Regions from separate parts of the Homo sapiens genome. Here region 2 is linked to region 1. Evidence: read pairs that join two places in POLR2A ChIA-PET (ENCODE). Cell type or tissue: CD4-positive, alpha-beta T cell. All regions are shown on one strand. Each heading gives the region's core, and the rest is flanking DNA. Links, peaks and the distances in the headings are about the cores only.

What was found. ChIA-PET counts read pairs that join two places held together with the same protein. Peaks named below come from ENCODE experiments on the same cell type or tissue, not always from the same donor. Only the 100,000 strongest peaks of a DNase experiment are listed, where the experiment ranks them.
Region 2: POLR2A ChIA-PET joins it to region 1 with 5 read pairs; 4 of 35 experiments call an interaction of 5 or more read pairs at or near these places.

What each region holds. Positions count from the first base shown.
Region 1 is chr16:27,422,181-27,430,354 of GRCh38, forward strand. It overlaps IL21R (interleukin 21 receptor), which reads left to right. Exons shown (of 9, transcript NM_181078.3): 2 at 7,876-7,940. The coding sequence starts at 7,892. Among named protein-coding and RNA genes, the nearest start is that of IL21R, 24 kb to the left of the region's middle. RefSeq lists a silencer at 1-54. In CD4-positive, alpha-beta T cell, for the core only: no CTCF peak of the experiment used is centred there; DNase peaks (open chromatin) are centred at 4,421 and 5,011; H3K27ac peaks cover 648 bases.
Region 2 is chr16:27,194,977-27,203,150 of GRCh38, forward strand. No RefSeq gene overlaps it. Among named protein-coding and RNA genes, the nearest start is that of KDM8, 4.5 kb to the right of the region's middle. In CD4-positive, alpha-beta T cell, for the core only: no CTCF peak of the experiment used is centred there; a DNase peak (open chromatin) is centred at 4,905; H3K27ac peaks cover 1,732 bases.

The DNA.
Region 1 (8,174 bases), core at 2,244-6,243:
GAAGTGTCTTTTTTTTCTGCATACTGCATATCTTTGTCTTTTATTTTTTAAAATAGTTTTTCTATGATATGCCTAGATGTGGTTTTCTTTGTATTTATCCTATTTGTGGTTTGTAGAGCTATTTAAATCTGTGGCTTAATGTCTTTTGTTAGTTTGGAAAAAAATTTTAAGATCACTGCTATTTCTTCTTACTTGTTTTCTCTCTCTTCTGCTTCTTAATTGCAAATGCATGTATGTTAGATCATTTCACAATGTCTTCTATGTCTCTTTTGCTCTTTTCTGTATTTTTGAACTTTTTTTCTCTGCATGCTTCAATCTTGGTATTTTCTATTGACCAATCTTCCAGTTTACTAATCCTCTCTTCTGATGTTACTAGTATGTTGCCAAATCCATCTCTTCAGTCCTTATAAACTTCAGTTATTATATTTTTCAGTTCCAGGATTTCTACTTTTTAAATAGGTTCCAAATTTCTGATAGAATTTTTGAACACATTAATCATAGTTATTTTAAATCATATCTGATAATGCCATTTTCCAATTCACCTAAGTAACTTTTCTATTGTCTATTTTATCTTCATTGTTGATCATTTGATACTGCTTGTTGGTTTACCTTGTAATTTTAACTGAAAGTTGGACATTATGTATAAAAAGTATAGAGGCTTTGGATGAAGCTAACTTTTTCTAGATCAATTTAAATTTTCTTCTAGCAGACATATAGCATATAAGCAGATTACACCTTGATGCAGTCAAGAATGAACTATTTCTAATTTTTCCTTATTCCCAAGGAATAGTATTTTCTAAATAGCTGGGTACTCACCAGGGCCCATCTTTTTTTTGCCAGGCCCTGAACTCTAATTCTTCCCTCAGCTTGTAAAACTGTGAAAATTCCTTCTTAGTTTTCCCACCTATTAGCAGGTGTTTTTTTGCTAAGTTTCTTGGCATGCTACTTATTTTCAATGACTTTGCACATGATTTGAGGGGAAATTGCATGCAGAATTTCAATGCATTTTTCCTCTCTTAAGTACTATATAAGTTGGCACTCTCTTGTGCAGTTTTTTTTTTTCTGCTTAGTAGTTGCCCTCAGTGGGAGGATTAGTGTGACAACAGCTACTTCATTATAGCCAGAAGTGGAAGTCCCTCATCCATATTTTATTTTACAAAACTAAGCCTCACTTACATTTAAAATGGTATGAAATAGTTTGAACATACAAAAGGGCATAAAATATAATCAACACCCATGGTAGCTTCACCAAGCTTTACCAAACTGTTGAGACCCTTGAACATTCCTCCTTCTCACACCCCCTCCTTTTCCACACTATTCAAAATTTGATGTTATTATCCCCATGAATTTTTAAATATTTTTATGATGGGTGTGCTTACCTAAACAATATATAGGATGATTTTGTATGGTTTTCAGTGTGGTGTCAATGGTGTTATTATGCTTATGCTGTTCTCTAACTTCCTTTTTTCACTCCAAATTTTGTTTGTGAGAGTCATTCACTTTGTTGTGTGTGGCTGTAAATGATTCATGTTTACACTGAGTGACAGTATTGCGATTTATTTTTTCACTCTCCTGATGATGGCTATTTAGATTGTTTCCAATTTTTCACTATTAAAATCAATGCTGCTATAGACATGCAGGAAGAATTTCTTTACCAGTTTACATAAGAGTGAAGTTACTGGGTTTTAGGTAGGGCATGTGTTCGCTTTTATTAGGTCATGCCAAACTTTTTACCAGACCAGTTGTAATAATTTACATTTCCTCTGGCTATAAATGAGAGTTCCTATTATATCATATCCTGAGCAATATGTGATGTCATCAGACTTTCAGTTTTTGCCAATCCGACAAAATTAAAATGGTATGTCATTGTGGTTTTTCTTTGTATTTCTTTTCTCTTCTTTTTCTTTTTTTTGAGATGGAGTCTCGCTCTGTCACCCAGGCTGGAGTGCAGTGGTGCAATCTCGGCTCACTGCAACCTCCACCTCCCGGGTTCAAGCAATTCTCCTGCCTCAGCCTCCAGAGTAGCTGGGATTACAGGTGCCCACCACCACACCTGGCTAATTTTTGTATTTTTAGTAGAGATGGGTTTCACCATGTTGGCCAGGCTGGTCTCGAACTCCTGACCTCAGGTGATCCACCCACCTCGGCCTCCCAAAGTATTGGGATTACAGGCATGAGCCACCACGTTGACCATGAAGTTAAGCACCTTATATTCTCCATAGCACTCACTTCAATCTAATTTCCTGCCCCAAGCTTCTCCATTTCCCCAGAATCTCTTGAAATTTGGTCAACTTTTAGGGTGAATTACAGCAACTCCAGGAAACATTTCTCAGCACTGAAACTGGTGGATAAATGCACCTACAGGACTTCAAATTCGATGACACTTTTAATGCTCATGACAAACCTGCAGCAAAGATTGATGACCTCCATTTTATGGATGAGAAAACAGAGAATCAGAGGGGTTAGAGAACTTGCCCAAAGACGCACAGCTGGGACCTGGCACACTCCAAGTCAGGTGCACTTCACTCCTCCGTAGGAGACTGCAGAGGTTGGGTGCTGCAGCGGTGTGTCAGGCCATTCTTGCATTGCCATAAAGCAATACCTGAGACTGGGTAATTTATAAAGAAAAGAGGTTTAATTGGCTCATGGTTCTGCAGGCTGTACAAGCATACTGCCAGCATCTTCTCGGCTTCTGGTAAGGAGGCCCTCAGGGAGCCTTTACTCAAGGCTGAAGGTGAAGCAGAAGCAGACACATCACATAGCGACAGCTGGAGCAAAAGGGGGAGGCGCCACGCACTTCTGAACAATTAGATCTCAGGTGAACTCACTCATCACCAAGCGGATGGCACTAAGCCATTCATGAGAAATCCGCCCCCATGATCCAATCACCTCCCACCAGGCCCCACCTCCAACATTGGGGATGACATTTCAACATGAGATTTGGGTGGGACAAATATCCAAACCATATCAAGGGGCTCCTGTAGCAGGAAGCCTCCTAAGACACCTTCTGTCCTTGTAGGAAACACACATGGTGGCCCGATCTGTATCTGAGGATAAGGTGCTGTTGCCCTCAGGGGTCAGCCTGCGTGCAAAGACCCAAAAGGGGATGGATTCGGGGCAGAGAAGGCAGTGGAATTAGGGTAGGCCCCATTTGGTGCTGTGGGAGCATGAGGAGGGAGTGATGGAGAAAGTCTGTGTTTTTAAGCTGATGTTTCCCAGAAGTGAGCAGTTTATTTTAAACAGTGTTAAATATCCCTGGATCCCCTAGTGAAAGCGTAGGCTCTTTCATCACTTGCCCTGCTGATGGAGGAGGCAAGATTCTCAATTTGGTGCTATCGCATCTTAAACACTACTCTCTCTTTTTTTGTGTTTTGTTTTGTTTTTTTTTGAGACAGAGTGTCTTGCTCTGTTGCCCAGGCTGGAGTACAGTGGTGTAATCTCTGCTCACTGCAACCTCCGCCTCTTCCTGGGTTCAAGCAATTCTCCTGTCTCAGCCTCCTGAGTAGCTGGGATTATAGGCACACACCATCACACCCGGCTAATTTTTGTATTTTTAGTAGAGATGGGGTTTCGCCGTGTTGGCCAGGCTGGTCTCGAACTCCTGACCTCAAATGATCCTCCCACCTCGGCCTCCCAAAGTGCTGGGATTACAGGCATGACCCAGTGTGCCCGGCCTCCCTTTCTTAACTTTAAACAAAGACAAACCACATCTCCAGTTTCTAGGACTCTCAGGCAGGCAGTAGCATGTCACTAAAATTCAATTACTGCCTTTGTTTTTCTTGTATTTAGTTTTTATGTTGTATTGTATTTAGTTTTATGGTAAGTTGATTGTTTTGTTTAAGTAACACTTATATAATATCTGCTATATGCCAGGCACTGTTCTAAATGCTTTATAAATGTTGACTAATTTAATTCTCCCAAAGACCTATGAGGCAGGTGCTGTGATTATCATTACTCCCATTTTACAGATGAGGCCCAGAAAGGTTAAGCAAACTGCCCAAGGCCACAAAGCCTATAAGTGGCAGAGCTGGGATTTGAACTGAGACCAGCCAGCTCCATAGTCTGTGTCTTGACCAGCATGGCGCACACTGCCTATTTCATGCCAGTTATCTGCTGATGGTCATGATATAATATTTTTGAGACATGTTTATTGGAGTAAAAAATAGGAGGCAAGGTAAAGATCAATAGTAAGTGGATAATTAATAGTAGCACCAGTGAAAACCTCAAACGCAATAGGCTAGTGGCAGGAGTTCTGGAACACTCCAGTGTGGCTGCAGGGATACAGCACATGGACCATGAAAGTTGAGTTGAGAGGATGGGAGGGGAAAGGTGTTGGAGGGCAGGAGTCTGCTCCAGCAGAGGCAAAGATGCATGACGAAGCCTGGGCTGCCGGGGAGACGATGAGTAATTCAGGGCAGTCAGCCAGTAATGGCAGGAAACCCGTGCACTGGTACAGCACTTCACAGTCCGTGAAGCACTACCACATCTGCTTTCTCACAGCCTCTTCTTCACTGCCAGGTGCAGTGAGCACTATTGTCCCCATTTCAGAGATGGTAACTGAGTTCAGAGAATAAAAGAGCCAGAGAAGAGCTACTATTTGCTTCAAGATCTTCTGGCTTCAAATTCTGAGCCCTTTTCTCAACTCCACTGTGTCAGGGATCTTTGGTGGCAAGTGACAGAAATAGAATTCAACATGATTAAGCAACATAGGTGGTTTTTGGCTCATGGGAATGAGAAATCCACAGGGTGGACATCAGATATGGCTGGATCCAGGACCTCCCATGATGCCATGGGGACTCCTGACCTGTATTTCTCAGTATGGCTGTCATTTTCAAGGAGGCTGTCTCTAAGAGGTGACAAAGATGGCTACAAGCTCTGAGAAGATACCAAAAAAAGTGTCAGTTTTCTAGAGTTCTAGAAAAAAAATCTCAGGACTGCTTTCACTGGCCTTGCCTGGGTTGACATCCATCCCTGATGCAATCACTGTGGTCAGACAGATGGGGTGTTTTGATTGGCCAAGCCTGGGTCAGGAGCCCACTTTGTGGAGCATGGGGTGGAGTCAGCCTCAGGCAAACCACTAGAGGCAGCTCAGATAGAGGAGCTCTTTGGGAAGAGACGCCGGGCAGGCAGAAGCAGCAGGTACCCCCTCCACATCCCTAGGGCTCTGTGATGTAGGCAGAGGTAAGAAATTAGGAGGGATGAGGAGTTTTTTGTTTGTCTGTTTGTTTTTTTAAAGACAGGGTCTCACTCTTTCATTCAGGCTGGAGTGCAATAGTGCAATCATGGCTCACTGCAGCCTGGACCTCCGGCACTCAAGTGATCCTCCTTCCTCAGTCTCCCGAATAGCTGGGACCACAGGCACACAGCACCCGGCTAACTTATTTTTACTTCTATTTTTATTTTTGGTAGAGACAAGGTCTTGCTATGTTGGTCAAGCTGGAGATGAGGAATATTGAATCTGGGCAAAGGAGTTTGCACTTTTTGCTGTGCTGTGGTCAAGATAAAACCATCAGGGAGTGACGGGGACAGAGCTATGTCAGGACTCGCACCGTGGCTGGGGTGATGGATGTGGACAGAATAGTGAGGGGGCAGACACAGACTCCCCCTCCTGCGATCAGAGGCCACATCTTCAAAGTGTGATAACAGGACCTCTGCAGGGGTTGGAATCACACAGGATTCATATTCCTAAAAGCAGGTTGAAACTGCATCTACCTCAACATTATTTTATTTGAGTAGTGATGTTATTGCTTAGGATGATGCTGGAGTTAAATTTTTAAGTGTGCTTATCTATAGAAAATATATTAAAATATGTATTAAAATAAACAACAGTGCACACAATATACAAATATGGCCAAAATTTTGGATATGAGATATTTTGGCAACTCTTGGCTAGATCATTCTGAGACCCCCTCTGTTTCTGAGGCTCTACCTTCTCCATCAATTACAGCTGTTGTTTGAGTGTTTATGTGATGGGGGCCATCTGCAGGGTTTTATGCAAATCACCTCCTTGAATTCTCACAAGCCTGGAAGCAGGCCTTGCTGTTTCCACTTTACAAGGCTCAGAGAGGGCAAGGGACTGGCCCGGAGCCACACAGCTGGTCATCTGAACCTTCCTGGCCCCCCAGCCTGTGCCCTGCCCCAGGGTTCTTTGATGGCTCTGTGAGGGAGGTCAGAGGGAACTATGGATGGGGCCAGAGTAGGATCTTTGGGAACCCCGGCACAGAGGAGGAGGATCTTCCCCTTGTGGAGTCAGGGATGGCGTCTGGAGAAAGCCATGCCTGTGACTTGGGTCCTGCATGGGGCATCCCTCTTAGGTTTAGCTTTAGCTCCATTCTTGTCTATAGGGGCTGGTCTGGGAGGGGCTCCTGAGTCTGGGCAGGTGGACCACTGCCCTCTGGCTGGCACTTCCTCAAACAGACACAGAGCTGGTGGGTGAAACAGACAAGTCCCAGGAGAAGCCTGGCATCGCCAGACTGGTGGGGCATTCCTCTGCCCAAGACAGTAGAGGGCACTCTTTCTGGATAAACTCACTCTGCTCCCCAAAGAGGTTCCTTCTCCATCCTGGCCCAAATTAGGAGGTCAGGTTGTCTCTGTTTGGTCAGGCCTGGATTTCCTAGCATGCTCCCGAGTGGGCTAATCTGGGCTTTGTGATGGAGTAAGGAGCCTCATTATTGGGCTAACCTTATCTTAAGTATTCAGCAGTGGTTAACTTTGTGGGTTAACTTTGGATTTATTATTCAGTAAGAAGCCAATTTATTGATGGCTGGGTGCAGTGGCTCATGCCTGTAATTCCAGCACTTTGAGAGGCTGAGGTGGGTGGATCACCTGTGGCCAGGAGTTCGAGACCAGCCTAGTCCACATGGCAAAACCCTGTCTCTACTAAAAATACAAAAATTAGCCAGGCGTGGTGGCGGCCACCTGTATTCCCAGCTACTTGGGAAGCTGAGGCAGGAGAATCGCTTGAACCTGGGAGGTAGAGGTTGCAGTGAGCCAAGATCGGGCCACTGCACTCCAGCCTGGGCGATAGAGTGAGACTTTGTCTAAAAAATAAACATAAAAAAGCCAATTTACTGGCTTTTTTTTACAACATGGATGTTTATAGGAAGGAAGATCCAAAATTGCTCCTCAGCAGATCCCCCTTTCCAAACTAGTTTTTTCTCCTTTTCTCTCTCCCTTCCTCTCTTTTTCCCTCCCTCTTTCTTTGTTAGATAGATAAATACACAAGTTTAATTTCACACACAATGCTACATCAATAGGCTCAGCAAGGGCAAAATAGTCAGCAGTCTCCTCCCTCTTTAAATTCACCTTGTGCTGGGCGTGGTGACTCATGCCTGTCATCCCAGCACTTTGAGAGGCCGAGGTAGGAGGATCATGTGATCCCAGGAGTTTGAGACCAGCCTGGGCAACATAGCAAGATGCCGTCTCTACAAAAATGTTTTAAAAATTAGCCAGGCGTGGTGGCACGTGCCTTTGGTCCCAGCTACTCGGGAGGCTGATGCAGGAGGATCGCTTGAGCCCAGGAGGTTGAGGCTGCAGTGAGCCGTGATTGCGCCATTGCACTCCAGCCTGGGCAACAGAACATGACCCCATCTCTAAAAATATTAAAATAAAATAATAAAACAAATTCACTTTGCATTTGTGACGTGATGGGGCGGGGGCAGGAAGAAGGTGGGAGAAGGGATTCTTGGGGTGAATCTGCCATTTCTAAGAGGTGGGAGTTCTTGGGGTCATCCACAGGCCCCTCGGGATCTTGCATTTTTCTTAAGACAGTTCCAAGAATCAGGGGCAAGTCTGCCTGGGAAGAGACAGGATGAGGGGGAGGCCGGGGGAGCCCTGAGCCCGCCTGGCTCACCCTCCACTGTACGTCTCTTGCAGGCCCGTGGGAGTCAGCATGCCGCGTGGCTGGGCCGCCCCCTTGCTCCTGCTGCTGCTCCAGGGAGGTAAGTGGCTGCCCCGTGGTCTGCGGGTGGGGAGGGCCCCCATCACAGAGCTGAGCCAGGGCCGGGCTGGCTTTCTGGGCTCAAAAACACGGCTAGAGTCCACAGATTCAGAAAAGATGACATCCATGCCCTTGAGGCTGACACGAGTCCAGTAGCCGGCTCTCCACTAATCAGAATCCATCCACCAAAGGGCTCCATGAAACAGAAGCGGTAGACATGAGTCTCAGGTGGCCC
Region 2 (8,174 bases), core at 2,728-6,727, 230 kb before region 1:
ATCAGATCTCATGAGACTTATTCACTACCATCAGAACAGTATGGAGTAAACCACTACCATGATTCAGTTATCTCCCCCTGGCCCCATCCCTGACATGTGGGAATTATTATAATTCAAGATGAGATTTGGTGGCGAAGACCCAGCCAAACCATATCACTCCCCTAACCTCACCCTGCCCTGCTCCAGTCCTGTCCAGGTTTTCAAAAGAATCCTGGTGAGCATTGGAGATACAAAAAGCACTGGGACAAGCCTGGAGGCTGCCAGACCTGGGTCTGGTGCTTGCTGCCTATGGGGCAGTGTGCAGGGGTGTCGAGCAAGCCTATCTGCATCCAGCCATCTCCCTGGCTTCCTGCCACGTGCCCGCTCCCAAGCCATCTTCCCCTTTGCAATACTTGCCATATTCTGCCAGCCCCTAATATTATGTATTACTCCTCCTTATCTATTTTCAGGGGCATTTTTTTCACATTTTAACATATGAAATTGGAATGCACCTTGCAAACAATGATTTCATGTCATCACTATAGACTAGGTGGCCATTGTAACATAGTTGTCATTGCCTGAACATGTGCAAACTTGGTTGAAATTCCTCACGTAATGACTGGACAACAGCAATCCATCAACGCCTACTTGGCATGGAAGAAAATGCTTCCCAGTCACCCCTTGTACCACCAGCAGGAGCATCCAGACTTTGGGGAATTTTGCTCTAAATCACCACCACAGTCTCTCCTGCCTCCACCCCAGCAGACCAGCTGTTTTTTTCTTCCTGGAACAATCTCCCCTCCATGGCGAGGTATCTGAATTACCCCCTTTCCAGTTATTTGTTGCTGTGCTGTCTTAAAACTTAGCAGGATACAATAACCATTAAACTATGCTTGCAGACTCTAAGGGTTGGGAAATGGCACAGAGGAGATAGCTTGTCTCTGCTCTATGATGTCTAGGGCTCAGCTGGGAAGAGGCATATGGCTTGGGGCTAGAACCTTCCAAAGGTTCATTCATGTGAGTGCCCAGCTCCTGGGCTGGGAAGACTCCTTATGAGGGAGTGCCAGGCTCCTGAGTGCTCCAGCAAACGAACAGAAGCTGCATCGCTGTCTATGACCCAGCCTCAGAAAACCCATAGTGTCACCTCTGCCATACCCTACTCAAGCCTGCCACTCAAAGGGAGGAGCATCAAAGCATTTGCAATCATTTTTTAAAACTGCCACACCCTTCTTTACCTTTGATCTGAACCTGTGACATGTGCCTGTGGTTCTCCACATGTCACCTAACATGACACACTCCTCACAGTTATTGCTATTTATTATTTCTTTTTTTTTAGAGTCAGGGTCTTGCTCTGTTGCCCTGGCTGGAGTGCAGTGGCATGATCATAGCCCACTGCTCACTGCAGCCTCCCTTGAAGTTCAGGGCTCAAGCAATCCTCCCACCTCAGCCACTCGAGTAGCTAGAACTACAGGCATGCGCCACCACGCCCAGCTAATTTTTTTTTTTTTTTAGACGGAGTTTCGCTCTTGTTGCCCAGGCTGGAGTGCAATGGTGCCATCTCCGCTCACTGCAGACTCTGCCTCCTGGGTTCAGCAATTCTCTTGCCTCAGCCTCCCGAGTAGCTGGGATTACAGGCATACGCCATCACGCCTGGCTAATTTTGTATTTTTAGTAGACACGGGGTTTCTCCTTGTTGGTCAGGCTGGTCTCGAACTCCCAACCTCAGTTGATCTGCCTGCCTCGGCTTCCCAAAGTGCTGAGATTACAGGTGTGAGCCACTGTGCCTGGCCGAATTTTTGTTAGAGACAGGGTTTCACCATGTTAGCCAGGCTGGTCTCAAACTCCCGACCTCAAGTGATCCACCTGCCTCGGCCTCCCAAAGTGCTGGGATTACAGGCATGTGCTATCATGTCTGGCTTTTTAAAATTTCTTTGTAGAGATAGGGTCTTGCTATGTTGCCCAGGCTGTTCTCGAAATCCCAGCCTCAAGCAATCCTCCTACTTCAGCCTCCCACAGTGCTGAAATAACAGGTGTGAGCTGCTGCACCCAGTGTATTTATTAATATTACATCTTTAATTGTCTAGGACTGTGAGTTCCTAAAATCTAACTCAGATCATGTCACTCTTCTGTTCAAAACCCTCCAAGGGCTTCCCATTTCACCCATAACAAAAGCCTAAATCCTAACGACATCCGGTAAAGCCCTACAAGAGTTACCCCCAAGTTATCTCTCTGACGTCATCAGCTTCTACTCCCCAGCTTTTGCTCCCCACCACCAACCACGATGACCTCTGTGCTCCTTCTTTAGATGCCCAGCACACCTGCTGTTCCCTGTGCCTGGAACTGTCTTCCCACACATGGCCCCATATGACTTACTCTCTCACCTCCTTCAGGTTGCAGCTCAGGTGTCACCTTATCAGAGAGGATTTGAGCACTCCATGCAAACCAGCAGCCCTCACCACACACACATATAGCACCATTGTCCCCCTTCCCCTGCTTGAGTCATAATATATATAACAATGCACATAATTTTCTAATTTCCTGTTTCCCGCCACTAGAACATGGGCAGGGATTTGTGTGTTTGTCCACTGCAAAAATCGCACCAAAATTTGACATCATCCTTCATCCATACCCAAGCCTTCTGACATGTGACTTAAAGCCTCTCCCATCAAGTAATAGATTCTCTGTCAGCTGCCGTAACTCATTCCTGTAATCCCGGCACTTTGGGAGACTGAGGCAGGGGGACCACTTGAAGCCAGGAGTTTGAGACCAGCCTGGGTAACATAGTCTGGGTAACACTTCTCCAGGCATCGGCTACATTTCCAAAAATGTGGGTGCCATCTCCCTCTGTGTTTTCTGGAAAGCTAGTGAAAATGCAAAACCCTGGCCAGGCTGCTGGCTGGTAGCTGGACCTGACTCCAGAACTACTGAATCGAAATATCCAGAAGCAGTACCCAAGAACCTATATTTTAAGAATTTCCACACTGCCCACAGGGGTCCTTGGACACAGAACCGGAAGGGCAGCCTGTGCCATTACCAGCAGGTGAGTGGAGGGTTGGAATAAATAGATTCTGGGACAGAGGGAAGAACAGAGAGTGTAGCTTGAGACATTTAACTGCCTTATCTAACCATCACTACCTCCTGGGGAGGTCGGTTATCATACTGTGAAAGGAAAATAAATCTCAGGATCCCAAAATCACTAAGCCAAAGGGAAAAGTCAAGCTGGGAACGGCTTAGGGCAAACCTGCCTCCTATTCCATTCCTAAAGAAGATGGCTAGTAAGATAAAAAAGCTACATACCTCCTCACAATTTGTCCACAAGGGATTTTCTTATGGACTCAGGACAGACAGAACTCACAGTCACCCCTCCGCTCACTGAGAGAAATGCATATCTGATGGATTCCTTTGGAAAGGCTAATCAGAAACTCAAAAGAATGCAACAATTTGTCACTTATCCACCTATGACCTGGAAGCCCCTTCCCTCCTTCGAGTTGTCCTGCCTTTCCAGACCAAACCAATGTACATCTCACACATATTGATTGATGTCTCATGTCTCCCTAGAATGGATAAAACTAAGCTGTGCCCCAACCACCTTCGGCACATGTCATCAGGACCTCCTGAGGCTGTGTCACAGGCCCGTCCTTAACTTTGGCAAAATAAACTTCCTAAATCGACTGAGACCTGTCTCGGCTATTTAGGGTTCACAATACCTATTTCATGAAGACGACATAGAAGTTAAGAAGAAATCACTTATGCAGATAGCCTTTTACCCTTGTAAAAGGCCTTTCTTTTTCATGAAAAGCAGCCCCAAATCATTTTCTAACAAAGAGCAGCCTGTAAAGTTGAGCTGCAGATATAGACAAGCAAGCTGGGAGCTTGCATGGGTGAATGAGGGCAGGAACTAACAACTAGACATTTTCAAGATGGTGGCTCCATCTTCCCTTCTCTGCCAGCCACATGTACTGTAAGAAGCAGACAAGATGGCGCTGATCAACTGGAAAGCCCATTTGCATAATAAGATTAGGGTGAGGTGACTAGCCTTCTGCACGCACTATGTAAACGTCACACTTGATCTAACCAATCTATGAGCCCCATGTAAATCAGACACCGCCTCCTCAAACTGGACTATAAAATTTGCGCATTTGCTGCCAACCAGTCTTTCCCACTGAGACACCCCTTCCTCGATAGAGGAAGCTGTTTCTCTTTCTCTCCTCTTCTACCTATTAAACCTCCGCTCCTAACCTCCTCATGTGTGTCCATGTCCTAAATTTTCCTGGCTGCAACAATGAACCCCAGGGTATATATCCCAGACAACATAGCCACTTCAGAGGTGGACACTGAGGCTCAGACAGAAAGTATCCCGGTCTGCCTTACTTTATGTTGGGGGCTATTTGCTTGTACCCCAGGGGAACCCACTCAACAAAACACCTGGTATTTTGCTCTGAGTCTTCACGCAAGGTCATTTTAGGCTTGCTAGCTCCCGGCTGAAGGTCACATGCTGAAATGAAATTGAAAGCACAGAATAACTAAGTGAGCAGACCCTCCACCTGGAAAATCCAGGTGGCATCAGTGGAAGAGCCAAGACATGGGAGGTTTTCATGTCTATTTTTAAGCAATTGAAGTAAATTAAATGTCTCTTTCATGGCCAAGCTACACGTTGTTTGCAAGTTTGGAGCTTTGTTTGTATGTATATATTTTAAATAAATTTGATAATTAAGTCACGAATGCTCCCAGCACACTTGGATATATTTAAATTACAGGCTTCTGATCAAATGGAGAAAAATCACAAATATGGGCCTAAATGATGCCTTTTTCTGTTCAGTGGCTTTTGCAGCATTCAAATGGGTCTGTCAGCTTAATGGCCAATTCTAAGGCTGCTGGGAATGACAGGAGGTGGAGGGACTGGCAAAGAGACTACAGGAAGTGAAACCCTGTGGTGAAAAATTGTGGTTCTTTTAAGAAAACATTTCATCTGCGCCTGTAATTCATTTCAACAAGCCAGTTTTGAAAACACAAACAAGCTGGTAAAAGGGGTGTTTGTCTCTGCCTGACTGGCAGCACTCCATACCCACCATTAACAGCCAGTTCCTGAACACTGTGGCTTCTGGAATCAGGGGGTCCCAGGTCAAATCTCCTTTGGTCCTTGCTGTGGTGCCTGTCTGGGCAAGTTGGAGATTCTAGTGCCCGCCCTACTGTAGTCTCTGTAGAGTAACTGCCCATCCACTGTCAAAACAAATTCAGATCTAGTAAAGAGTGGCTTTTCCCATCCCTATGTCCTGAATGGTATTGCCTAGGTTTTCTTCTACAGCTTCTATGGTTTTAGGTCTTATGTTTAAGTCTTTAATCCATCTTGAATTAATTTTTGTATAAGGTGTAAGGTAGAGATCCAGTTTCAGCTTTCTGCATATGGCTAGCCAGTTTTCGCAGCACGATTTATTAAATAGGGAATCCTTTCCCCATTGCTTGTTTTTGTCAGGTGTGTCAAAGATCAGATAGTTGTAGATGTGTGGTGTTATTTCTGAGGCCTCTGTTCTGTTCCATTGGTCTATATATCTGTTTTGGTACCAGTACCATGCTGTTTTGGTTACTATAGCCTTGTAGTACAGTTTGAAGTCAGGTAGCATGATGCCTCCAGCTTTGTTCTTTTTGCTTAGGATTGTCTTGGCTATGCAGGCTCTTTTTTGGTTCCACATGAAGTTTAAAGTAGTTTTTTCCAATTCTGTGAAGAAAGTCAGTGGTGGCTTGATGGGGATAGCATTGAATCTATAAATTACTTTGGGCAGTATGGCCATTTTCATGATATTGATTCTTCCTATCCATGAGCATGGAATGTTCTTGCATTTGTTTGTGTCCTCTTTTATTTCCTTGAGCAGTGGTTTGTAGTTCTCCTTGAAGAGGTCCTTCACATCCCTTGTAAGTTGGATTCCTAGGTATTTTATTGAATGGGAGTTCACTCATGATTTGACTCTCGGTTTGTCTGGTATTGGTGTATAGGAATGCTTGTGATTTTTGTACATTCTACTATAAAGACACATGCACACGTATGTTTTTTGCAGCACTGTTCACAATAGCAACCAACCCAAATGCCCATCAATGATAGACTGGATAAAGAAAATGTGGCACATATGCACCATGGAATACTATGCAGCCATAAAAAAGGATGAGTTCATGTCCTTTGCAAGGACATGGATGAAAATGGAAACCATCATTCTCAGCAAAGTAACACAAGAAGAGAAAACCAAACACCACATGTCCTCAATCATAAGTGAGAGTTGAACAATGAGAACACGTAGACACAGGGAGGGGAACATCACACACTAGGGCCTGGCAGGGGGTGGGGTCCTGGGGGAGGGATGGCATTAGGAGAAATACCTAAGGCAAATGACAAGTTGATGGGTGTAGCAAACCAACATGGCACATGTATACGTATGTAACAAACCTGCACGCTGTGCACATGTAAACCAAAACTTAAAGTATAATTTTAAAAAAATAAAAAAGAAAAATCCTATTTGAAGGAAACAAAAAAGAGTGGCTTTATTTGAAAGGATTATTGCAAGGTGCAGGAGGGACTTTTTTTTCTTTTTTTTTTGAGACGGAGTCTCGCTCTGTCATCCAGGCTGGAGTGCGGTGTCTCGGCCCACTGCAAGCTCCGCCTCCCAGGTTCACACCATTCTCCTGCCTCAGCCTCCCGAGTAGCTGGGACTACAGGTGCCCGTGACCACACCCGGGTAATTTTTTGTATTTTTAGTAGAGACGGGGTTTCACTGTGTTAGCCAGGATGGTCTCAATCTCCTGACCTCGTGATCCGCCCGCCTCGGCCTCCCAAAGTGCTGGGATTACAGGTGTGAGCCACCACGCCTGGCCAGGAGGGACTATTATAACAGGGGAAGGGAGACTTGCAAAAGAGAGTACACTGTGGCCACAAGGGTTAGGCCAAAAAGAGCTTTTCTTTCATAGGAAGAAGAAAACAAGGCTAGAAAGAACCTGGAAGTGGGGTGAAAGGGTGACATGATGGGTTAGTAGATCAGAGAATATATCAACCTGAGGCCAGCCTATTCTGAGGAGGGGCTGTCTGCTGGCCCAGGCCCAGGGTGAGCCAAAGTTCAGGGGCCTGGAGGAAGGAAAGAATCTTAACCAAAGTGGTTGACCAGCGTTTTATAAGGATTGATTAGTGGGACAAGCAGTTCAGGTAATCACTTATAAGACAATGAATGAGAATTGGAGGGTCTGTGTCCTGTTTACCTGCTCTCACAGGTAAACAATGGGGGTGGTGTCTTGGAGTCTTATCTAAATTCTCTTGTGGGGGTGGGGGGTGATTCTTTGCAGTAAACTTTTTTCCACAACACAAAAGGGTGAGAGCAATTCCTTTTTACTTTTTTCCGGGGACACAAGACTCAGGGAAAATTCAACATTGTCACTACTCAAGGGTGGAAACTTAGTGTAGCACATAACCATGAGGATTCTAAACCTGTGGCTGCTGAGTTCAAACACCAGCATCCCAGTGAGCCTGGTGGGTTAGGAGATCTTTCTGTGCTTTACTTGCTCCCTCCCTGATATGGTTTGGCTGTGTCCCCACCCAAATCTCATCTTGAATTGTAGCTCCCATAATTCCGTGTTGCGGAAGGGCCCAGTAGGAGATAACTGAATGATAGGGGAGGTTCCCCTCATACTGTTCTCCTGGTAGTGAATATGACTCATGAGATCTGATGGTTTTATAAGCGGTTTCCCTTTTCACTTGGTTCTCATTATCTCGTCTTCCACCATGTAAAACGTGCCTTTCACCTTCCACCATGATTTTGAGGCCTCCCCAGCCATGTGGAACTGTGAATCCATTAAACCTTTTTGTTTGTAAATTGCCCAGTCTCGGGTATGTCTTTATCAGCAGCATGAAAGCGGACTAATACACTCCCTAAAATGGGGATGAGCATGATCATTACAATAGCTACGATCCTCATATTTTTAAAGTATTTTAGCACCGTACCTAGAATCCACTAATCTATGAACTGATCCTGAGCAAGCCTGTTTCCTACTCAGACCCCAAGCTCAGTACGAACATAACTTTCCATGCCTCTGTGCAATGCTGCAAAAGGCGTGCATACTTGGAGTCCACAGGAGTGTGTGCTCAAAACACAAAAGTCCCAGTGACCACGCACCACTCGGCATCAAAGCAAAGGTGGCAGGAGTGTGTCCCCTGGCCA